2 separate regions of the Mus musculus genome follow, and region 1 is linked to region 2. The links are chromatin loops, found by intact Hi-C in ENCODE. Cell type or tissue: left cerebral cortex. All regions are shown on one strand. Each heading gives the region's core, and the rest is flanking DNA. Links, peaks and the distances in the headings are about the cores only. Region 1 overlaps Cpne8 (copine VIII). Region 2 has its middle 25 kb from the start of Mir7648.

Region 1 (5,390 bases), core at 288-5,287, 350 kb after region 2:
ACACATGTATACTCAGACATTTGAGAGAACCATACTGTTTTCTGTAACCTACGTACAACATGGAAACAACACAGTTGTCTGCATTTTCCAAATCCCATAAAGCACAATGATTGGAATCCACGCTCATCGTATCTAAGGCCCTGCCTTATTAGCTGCCCAGCCTCAGTACCACTTAGCAAACCCAATAGACAACTAACTCCACAAAACCAATGCAACTCAATAGCTACTGAATCCACTCTACATCCGAATAGTGTTGCAATCGTTACCCTACCTCCTGTTACCTCTTAGCGTGAATTGACATTTGTTGGTCTCTTCGAATAGGAATTTCAAGTCATCTGAACCAAGGGAACAGCCTGATGCTGTGCTAGAGTCATTACACACCTCAATGGATACAATCATCTCAACTTAAAAAAAAAATGTCTAAGAACTAACGAAAACGCTTTGCAATTAAAGCGTGTTTTAAAATTGGAATGATGGTTGCCTTTTACGGAGGAAACTAAAACGTTAAAAATTTTCCAATAAGATCAACCACTTTAAATTATGATTGCCAGTTTATAGAAAGCACCATTCCCAACTTCTCTCATCTGAAATGAAAACTTGATACTTTACTGTGAATGCTTTCTCTTGAAAAATATAAAAGATACATTGTGTAATGGGTTTTTTTTTTAATTGAAAAAACAAAGTTAGATTTCATGCTATTCTAGGAACCCTTATGCATGCTAAAAGTTGTTTGGCAAGGACATGATATAACAATTAAAGGCACTCAACACTGTTTACTTTGAACCTTACTTTACAGCTTTCTGTTCAACGGCATATTGGGTAGTTTTATTTTGTAAAAGAATCTCACATTATACCCAAGATAGCCTGGAACACTCTCATTACATATCCTAGGCTAGCCTGGAACACTCCTTTATTCATCCTAGGCTAGTCTAGAACACTCTCATTACATATCCTAGGTTAGCCTGGAGCACTATTATTATTTACCCTAGGCTACTCTAAATCATTGGCAATCCTCTTCCTCCCTTATGCTCCATACCTGGCTTTATTAAACACACTAAACTGAGACTAAATACATTTTACTTCTAAACACCAAAGTCCTATAACTAGATGGAAATGAATTATGCATAACAGGAATATTTAAAGGGAAACCGTTAAATCAAAATCCTCAAACATATTTGGTAATGATTTCATATAAAAATCATGGTAAATAAACGAAGTTACAATGAACAGACACCCCTAGTTTATTAGCTAAGAGGTTTTGTCTAACACCGGCATACACCCTGCATCAAATTTTATACAGAAACACGAGAAATAGGAAATGGCGTGTTCATGTACCTGAGGCTAAAGAAGAACAGAGTCACTTTGACCATATTTATTTTGTGAGTTTGAGAATAAAATAAGACAGGGGTTAAATTTTTCCTAAAGTTTAGGCTTCATGGCTAGTTCTCAGTTGCTGAACATTTTTTTCCTAGATCTCCAAACAATTATGGAATTCCCATCTATTGGGCACTGGGGGTGGCGGGGTGGTAGCCTCTTCAATTCAGAGTGGCCATTGACACAGAATCTGGCTGGTCGCTCTTACCCCAGGGAAAGAGGGACAAGCATAAATGTAATCAGACCTTCACTTGAGACTCCAGCCCCTTCACCTGGTCCCACAAGTGACACACACTGCTGTTCCAGCTGCAGGTGGTCTCGGGAGGGGCTGGATGCACAGGACTTGGTACAGCATTCGGAAGTCGCCACTGAGGTGGGACTTCTCTTTGGCTCGGCTGTTCGGGCATCAGTGGAAATCTGTAAGTACCACCAGCCCATGTTTCTGTAAGCCCGACAAACTCATCCGTTCACTGACAATCTCTTTGGTTTGTCGCTGATGCTCTATTGGAATGAACAGGTTGTTTGTATCCCCACACCCCTACCCTTGGGAAAGTCATGTAACGATTAACTATTAAAATCTCAATAATGCCAAGTACATTTATCGAACAAACGGTTTAAAAGTAGTGCTATGCATACTTCCTGACTTAAAGAAATGTCTTGTTTCCCATAAAAGTAACAATTTAAAGTACATTTTCTTTCAAATCCGATCAATTCATCATCTGAGAATGTTTTTTTTTTTCTGCATACTATGGCTGCTGATGCACATTCATTACTAAGATGTCAAAAGTGGTCACTGGAAGAGAAAATCCCAATAAAAAATTTAAAACTCTCTTTTGTTTTACAACCACATATATTCATGAGTTCCAACCTGCTAACACAAACGCCAGAGATGACATGTCACTGTCTGAATTAAAAAGTACTTACACTATTGGCTTTTCCAGGCGACTTCCCTGTGAACCAACAATCTCCCCCAATGTACAAAACACTTGTCCCAGAAAGTCCTAAAATAGATAAGAGGATTAAAGCTCATATACTCTCACACTGATGTGCAACAGATATTTCGTGCATCACTTTTGCATTGCTTTCAGTACTGAAATACAGAATTCTCAATTCCAAAAATAAAATAAAATAAGCCCAATATGAGTCGACTTAGGCATGTCACTCTCCTCCAAGTTCACACGCTATGTCATACTTCAGTCACAGAACCAGTTTGCCGTTTTGAGCTTCCAGATTCTGCAGTGTCACGAGACCCACTGCTCTGCCACTGTCTGGATGCACAAACTGAGAGAGCAGAGCGGGTGTCAGGAAGAAGCCCCATGCTCCAGGATAGCCTGGATGCTTTCTGAGATCTTCGCTATCCTAACAGCTCTGCAGGGCAGAGCTCCATACAATGAATGGCCTAAGGGAAGCTCTGTGAATGATGTACAGACACCAAATATGACGTTTCATTTTTTTTTCCCAGTAAAATAAGTCTACAAATCTACTTGTTAAATGTGCAAGGTGTGGTACTGAGTTCACTAAAGTTTCAGAAAAAATAACTTCTCAAATTAAGAAAGAAAAAAAAAGAAGAAGCCAACTCATGCTACAGATAAGTAAACTGGTGTTTGACGTAGGCAACTTGCTTAGAACCGTGCTGAAAACCCAGAAGATGAATGTGAGGCTCGTTAGGGTACTATGGCCAGCCATGCGCTGAGAGTGGGAGCTCTGGACTCAGATACACAAAACGCCAACGGGCCACAGAAATAAAATCCCTCATTACTCAGTGAGGGGAAAACAAGAAAACGTGGCGGATGGTGTTCTAAGTCCAAATAGGAGTTTTCCTCGTATAGATTAGGAAGGAAGCCTTGAGAGGCACTTGGGGTCAGACTGAACTGTTAATCCTAGAGGAAAGATCAGACTACACGTGTGCAAAGAAACGAACTCAAGTAAGGAGGAGTGGAGGTGAGGAGCCCGGACCAGGAAGACCTCTCTAGGCTGGACAAGTGGAAGCAAGCAGGCAGTGTAGGTCAGTGCAGGGACAAGATCAGAGCAGAGTCTGGTCAGGACAGCACGCCTCTAGTACTTGCTCAGATCACGGGCTCGTGACAGCAAAGGTTTTGCACTCAGGAGAGGACAGTCGCTAATATTAAGCAAAGTGATATAAGATCCAAGCCAAGGTTGCAATGAGTGGTGGGAAACAGATTTGGTGAACTGGCCCTGTGTGTGGCAGGGCCTGGAGGCAGAAGGGAGCAGTCCGGAGACCCAAAAATTCACTGGAAATCTAGAACTTGATAACAGATAAAGAGCTGTACTATCTTAAAAATGTAGGTCTTTTAAAATTTGTTTTTTAGTGCACAAAGCAACTGTAATCCTTATTATAAATTATTAATTGTTAAACTCATATTTAAATTGAAAACCATTAGCATATTGTGTCGATTTCAATATATATTTAAAATACATGAGAAGTGGAATAAAGCTAAAGCTATGTACAGCTGAATACTTGGCCTTCCAAATGCTTGGTATTTGGAAAATCAGCTACAGAAAAAAAAAAAAAAAGGAGCACTCTAGAACTCTTTACTAAGAATATTTATATCAATGAGCTACAGCAAACACGTTAAGTGGATTCTGTCAATGGACTAGGTAGGATCAGAAAAAGCTGTAAATTATTGCACAAGGGAACACAATAGAACACAATAGAAATAGGTGGCAGTGTACACACCTACCAGCAAACAGGGGAGCACCATTGTGTTAATAGATGGAAAATCCAACTAGTTAAATCAATAAAATGTGTGCTACTACCTACATTGTGAATCTATGAGAATCCTGCTTCCTCATCCCATCCCATGTTCGCAGCATCCCTGGGTGTGTACTGCATTTCTGAGTGTGCACCATTCTAAATCGAGCAACACATTCACTACTCAGCACACAATATTTACTAAGCAGTCAGGAGGTGGGAGACTTCTATTCAATGTGTGTTTTAGCTGGCTTAATGGCTCACATCTGCTATGCATTTCTACAGTACGCCCATGTGTAAATAATTAGTGTCTTTCAGTGGGTATTTTTAGGGTTTTTTTTTTTTTTTTGGCTGTAGGTAGAGATGGAAATAAAAACAAGCTACACGCTACACCACAAACTGTCTCACTGTGTCTTAGGCTGGTGCTGTGTGACCCAGTTGTGGAATCATTATAATTAGATCGTGATGATATTTCCAGGAATAAATGCAGCCTCTTCTACAACACTACACCCCTACAGACCAAATCTAGCTGGGAGAATCTTAGGCGGCTGAGAAATGCTTTAATGTAGAACATAATAATGGCTACTGGATTCTCCCTAAAATGACAATGAGAACAGTAAGAATTTATTAAATTCATTACTTTATAATTTATGTGGGTTCATAATATAAATTATACAGAAACCCATTCTGTTCATACCTAGGATTCATTGAAACTTAAAATATTTTCCTAAATAATCCTCCCAGGAATACATGCGGTAGGAATTATTATGTCCATTTTGTAGATCGGACTACTGAGGTATAGAAACATCGTTCAGTTTGTGTATGAGTGCAGACAACAAAGACCTTTGTGATTCTATTCAAAGGTACTTTGTTATATTTTAAACTCACTGATTGTATGTGTGTGTGTGTGTGTGTGTGTGTGTGTGTGTGTGTACGCTCACACCATAGTATGTATGTGGAGATTGGAAGATAGTTGAAAAGAATCATTTCCCGCTTGCCGACATGTAGCTCCCAGGGCTGTCCTGGCAGCAAGCTATTACCAGCTATTACCCTCAATCTACTGATGGCAAAAAATAAAAGCGAGATCAAAACAGGAAGGAGAGGAGAGGCGAGAGCAGCAAGGGGTGGATAAGAGCAAGAATAAAAAGCAGTGGCTAGCTAGCCAGTGGGTGTGCTCAGATTATCCCTGCAGCAATCTGCATCTACATTTGTTACTACTGAATGACTCAAAGTCCCTGCAACCTGAGTCCTGTTAATTATACAAAACACACTGGTTTCTCTCTTCCATCTTAGGTCTAGACAC
Region 2 (5,390 bases), core at 318-5,317:
GGCACTGTCACTTGGCCGAGGGATCCTTCTGTAGTGGTTCTGGTTCTGTTCTGCCCCCTTTCCTTGCATTCTTGGGCTCCATGGATACCACTATTCTGCTTGGGTAGTTCTGTGGCTATTCAAAGAATGGTAAAGTCTTACTGGAACATTTAAGGACTCCCTCTTAATTGATAAAAGATGCAGCGTTTCCTTGTTTTACTGTTACTACTCCTCATTCATGTTGCCGGCATTGGGACAATTGTCTGCCACGTGTCTTAACTTGTGGAACCTATAGTGCATATTGGGAAGAGAGGTTTTCCTTAGCTCATTTGACCTGACTCCTAATGGGTCAATGTTCTAATATTTTTGTTGGGGGATTCATGAACTAAGGAAATATATTCAAGACAGTCTCCATACTAAATCAAAACTTAGTAAATTGGAAGAGAAAGTCCAAAATATACAGGGAAAAAAAAATGAAGAAGCCCTTCCTGTTCCTGCATCGGCAGAATTCATACTGTAAAAGTGGCTATATTTTTGAAAAGTCATCTACAGAGTCAGTGTACTCACCATCAAAATTCCAGTGATATTCTGCAAAGAACTAAAAATGATGAAAATTCATATGGAAACATAGAGCACGAGTATTCAAAGTAATCCTTAGTATTAAAAAAAAAGGAAAAGAATACCTGATCTTAAATAATAATACAAAGAAAAAGACAACATGGTATTGGCACAGGTATACCAAAGGAACAGAATAGAAGATTCAGAAATAAACCCACCCATCTATATTATATTATATTATATTATATTATATTATATTGCCATGTGTTAATTACACATAATATTGCATTTCATCAGGACACTTTCATGCATGTATGTAATTTACTTTGGTCATGTCTTCCTCCACGCATTTGCTCCATGGTCCTTTCCTTTCCAGCCAGTCTCAGTTCCACTACCATATCCTTATGTGAATGTATATGTGTCTTAGTCGATGGTCCAATGCTGTGAAGAGACACCGGAACCACAACAACTCTTATAAAGGAAAGCATTTAATTGGGGCTTGATTACAGTGCAGAGGTTGAGTCCCCTCTCAGGATGGCCGGAAGTCTAGTTAGAACCATAGTGGGAATTCTGGTGGGAGGCATGATGGCATGCAGGAAGACATAGGTCTGAGAGTTCTATGTTCATATCTGCAGGGAGCAAGAGAGAGACATCCTCTGGACTTGGGTAGGGCTGCTGAACCCACAAAGCCCATCCCCAGTGAACACACTTCCATCCATAAAGCTACAACGACCTCAACTAAGCCCCACCTCTAATCCCTCTAGTAGTGGTTGCCACTCCCTGATGACCAAACATTTTCATTCAAACTACACAGTAAGTGATCCACTGAATTTAATTAGAGTTGCTTACAAAAGCACGGGTGAAGGCAGGCTAAAGTACTACAGAACAACTTAGCATAGTCTACACCACTAGGGAAAAATGTCTTTACATCTGGCAGCAACTATCAAGTGCAGGTGTATTATTCTCAGGACTGAATAGGGATCCATGATCCACCCCCCCCCTCCCATCTAGGATGGAGTATTGATGAGCTCAAATCTTCTGTGGGTCTTATGCTGATAACCACAGTTGCTGAGAGCTCAAAGACACACTGCTGTGTCATGCCCAGAAATAAAATGCTCTACAACCCTCCAGCTTCCTCTTGACTCTCATGTTCTTTCTACACCCTCTTCTGTGATGTTCTCTGAGCCCCGAAAGGGTGCTAGATGTGTTCCCCTTCGGGTTCTGCTTTCAACACTCAGTGAATGTCAGTTCTTCGAGCAGTTATGCGTTTGTGAAGTAACCACTCCTCACTACTCTCAAAGTCTCTCTCTGTACAAGGCTGACAACAGCATTGATCTGTGGACATAAATACAAATGTTTAGAAGGTGATTTTGCAGGCATACCCTGTTGAGTTAGCAGAATAGAAATAGGGTAGTTCTCAACCGGGGTCTATGAACTTCCTAGCCATGAGATTTTGAGCATACTTTTTGTTCTAGATGTGAAGGCCTCAAATCCAGGCAAAGAGCAGCCAGTTACTCCAATATCAGATTTTCTATTATTGCATAATGACATGCTCTACTGAACGTGTCTTGCCTGGCCCATCAGTGATGTGGAATGCAGGATTCTAGTAAGAGTGTTGATAGTTATTCTCTAGCAGTCTGCAGAACACTTCTTGGCTCTGGAACACTAGCCAGTAGTTAGGAAGTTTCCAGCCTGATGCAAATATTTGACAAAAGTCCCAAAGCATAATCTGGGGGGTGGACAAATTATACTGGCAAAATTCGGTACCCTCCTGTAGAAGAATGAAGATAAATCCATATGCCTATCTCATCAATTCAAAGTGGACTTTAATTTCAAACCTGAAACTGGTCAATGATAACATGACTTCAGGATGCAGGTGTGTGCAAAAACTTGACTGGACAGGTCAAGAAGGAACAAATTGAAGCACATGAAACTGAAAACTTTATGCATAGCAAAGGAAACACAGTAGAGCAAACAGACAGCGTGGAGAAAATGTGTGCCAGCGATCCTTCAGACAGAGGATTAATTTCTATAGTATATATTTTTAAACTGCAAAAAAAAAAGTGAATGTTTCCCCAGTTTGTCAATCAACAAGTGGAACAATGAAACGAATGGGTAGTTCTCACAAGAAGTAATATAAATGACCAATAAATATATTAAAAAACTGATCTCTAGCCTTGTCCATCTGAGAAATGCCAACTAAAACTGCCATGAGTCCATCTCACCTTAATCAGGATGGTTATCATCAAGAAAAGATACAGCAACCTTGGCAAAGAGGTGGGGAAAGAGGAACCCTCCTGCACAGCTGATGGAGGTTTACTAGCCAGTATGGAAGTCGTATAGCACTGTCTCAGAAAGTTAACATTGTAACGATTGTGACCACTGTCTGGGCATGTAGCCAGAGGGTACTGAATCCCAGAGACGCTTGCAGGTCTGCATTTAAGACTGACTTATTCACAACAGCAAAGAAATCTCAATCAGCCTTTGTAAACATATGGATAACGAAAATGAGGCTACATTTTACATATACACAATGGGGCTTTATTTAGCCACAGACAACGTTCTGAATCCTCAGTAAAATGGATGGAACTGAAACACGTAAGTGTGGGAACAGTCTCAGAAAGACCAACACCACTGGTTCTTTCAAAGGTCTTATTTTAGTTTTGTATATTTTGTATGCATACATTTATGAAAATGAGGAAGGTATGTGCTAGGAAATTAGGAATGGGTTCATGAGAGGGGGAAAAATACTTTCAGCAGATAACATTTTAGCAAATGCTATCTAGGTGAACTTCTCCAAAAGTCATTGACTGGGATGTTAGTGTTGTAATACTGCACTCTAGCCACTAGCTGGCACTGTATATCTGCTCTCACTGTGGCCAGAGCCAGGTGAGATAATTCCAGCTATTCCATAGTTTTAGCTGTCACCTACCTAGGGAAACCAGAGGCCCGTGGAAGCTTTCCGCTTACAAGTCTCTTAAATACAGTGCCTCAGAAGGAAAAAAATCCATGTCCAGAAGGAAAAGAATATGCATGCTTAAGTGAACACCTCAATAATGATGCCATTCACTTAATGATGCCTCCCGGCAAAGGAGGGCAGCAACAGCGGAGCGAATGTGAGCATACAGGGGTTTATATGTGAAAATGCCACAATAAAACTCACTTTTATATACTAGCTAAATAAAAAATGGCATGATATTTCTGCCAATATAGGTTATGTGAAGACTACATTGTTATCTTCACTCATCCTGGTTTAAGTGTTAGGAATGTTTGGATGGGATTATATGTGTGTGAAACACGTGGAGTTCCCGTTCAATTGGATGAGAAGAGTCCAGTCACCGGGGCTCTTTATGTTATGGCCAAGGAGCTGGTTTACACTTGTGTCTTCTAACTGCGTTTTCTGTACTCATTACCGAAGATAAAACACGTGTGTTTAACTGAACAGGGTCTTCTTCATCAAGTAAGAAGAGTAAGGAAGCGAAATGGTGATCCAGACAGTGAGGCTTGGATCCGGTCGGGAATATTTGTAAAATTTCATAAAAGAGCATACATTCATGGCTAAAAAGGGAAAACAAGAGTCAACCTACTGATCACTTAAACGACATGCAAATTAAGCTCGAGGAGATAGGCGACTGCAAAAAGCAGAACACGGAGTCACCTTGCATACATCCAAGACCAGTTTATCAAATGACCTTAGAAAACTGATTACTGTAAACCCCTAAGCAGTGGACCCATCCCTGGGTATATGTGTGAGAGGAGTTAGGGTCTGTCCGGCAAAGGGCACAAAACTTCAGAGCAGAGTTTTCGACATTACTACAGTAAACTGGAACCAATCCCTATAGGCTCTTGGGGGGTAGGAAATACATAAATTATAGTCCAGCTGCACGCTAATAATATTAAATAGCACTGAGGACAAGCCAGCACTCACCAGTGTGGGCTCAGGGAACACGGTGGGAGAGGGGCAGGAGCTTGTAAGAGCCAGAAGATCAGAGAATCTGCTGCTGTGAGATCGAGTGTCCTGGAAATGAACGGAAGATTCACCCATGAGATCACAGCAATATGGCTACCAAATGAGACTGAGCAAGGAGACGCCTATGGAAGAGCTAACATAGAAGGAGCAGATCTCGCGGCATTCCACCCCTCAAGAAAGAACGACAGGCAGCTAAAGGATGCTGAGAGCGGGAGACTTAGTTCTCACAGGTGATGAGCCTTTAACGATTTACCCGCCCGACACCAAGTAGTTAGCTCTGAAATCTCCTATATACCAGAGACACTAACAGGATCCTTCACTTTTCCAGTCAGTGCTCTCATATAAGTGAAGGTATCTTTCAAGGCTAAACTCCCATTGAAGATCAGTCAATTGTCTTTTGCAGACTTGGGTTGGTTTGGTAACCTCACCAGACGGTTGATTCAAAGACCCTTAAGCCACACTGAGAAATTTTTAGAAGTCGTAGCTCTACATGCCCTGTGCTGCAGAACTCGAGCTTTTCCTGAGGTAGAAAGAAGAAGGCCCGCCTTGAATTTTAGTTGGGTTCATTTTCTGTCACCTGTGCTCATATGATTTACCAATAAGTGTAGAGTGGTTGCTCCCTCCTGATCTCTTGCTCCTCTTAGCACAGGATCACTGTAACAAAGCAGTTTGATAACTTGTAAGAGTCATTGACATCAGAGTCAGGGGACACTGAGTAGTGCTATGGGGTCAAAAGATCACTTTTTGCGTCGTTTCTTTCGCTGTACCAGTAGTTTAAACTGACTTGGTGTCTACCCAAGAAGAGTAAAGACCTACCTGGGCTCATGGCTTGAGTTTTCACCCTATAGTCACTTGTCCTTACCACACCTAAGCCATAGTGAAG

What was found. Peaks named below come from ENCODE experiments on the same cell type or tissue, not always from the same donor. Only the 100,000 strongest peaks of a DNase experiment are listed, where the experiment ranks them.
Region 1: it touches region 2 in a loop (2.9-fold over the local background); 2 of 42 quality-filtered maps call a loop at or near these places.

The regions. Positions count from the first base shown.
Region 1 is chr15:90,599,515-90,604,904 of GRCm38, forward strand. Cpne8 (copine VIII) reads right to left here. Exons shown (of 20, transcript NM_025815.2): 6 at 2,299-2,375. Among named protein-coding and RNA genes, the nearest start is that of Cpne8, 77 kb to the right of the region's middle. In left cerebral cortex, for the core only: no CTCF peak of the experiment used is centred there; DNase peaks (open chromatin) are centred at 3,087, 4,287, 4,564 and 5,282.
Region 2 is chr15:90,246,458-90,251,847 of GRCm38, forward strand. No RefSeq gene overlaps it. Among named protein-coding and RNA genes, the nearest start is that of Mir7648, 25 kb to the left of the region's middle. In left cerebral cortex, for the core only: a CTCF peak has its summit at 3,394; a DNase peak (open chromatin) is centred at 3,407.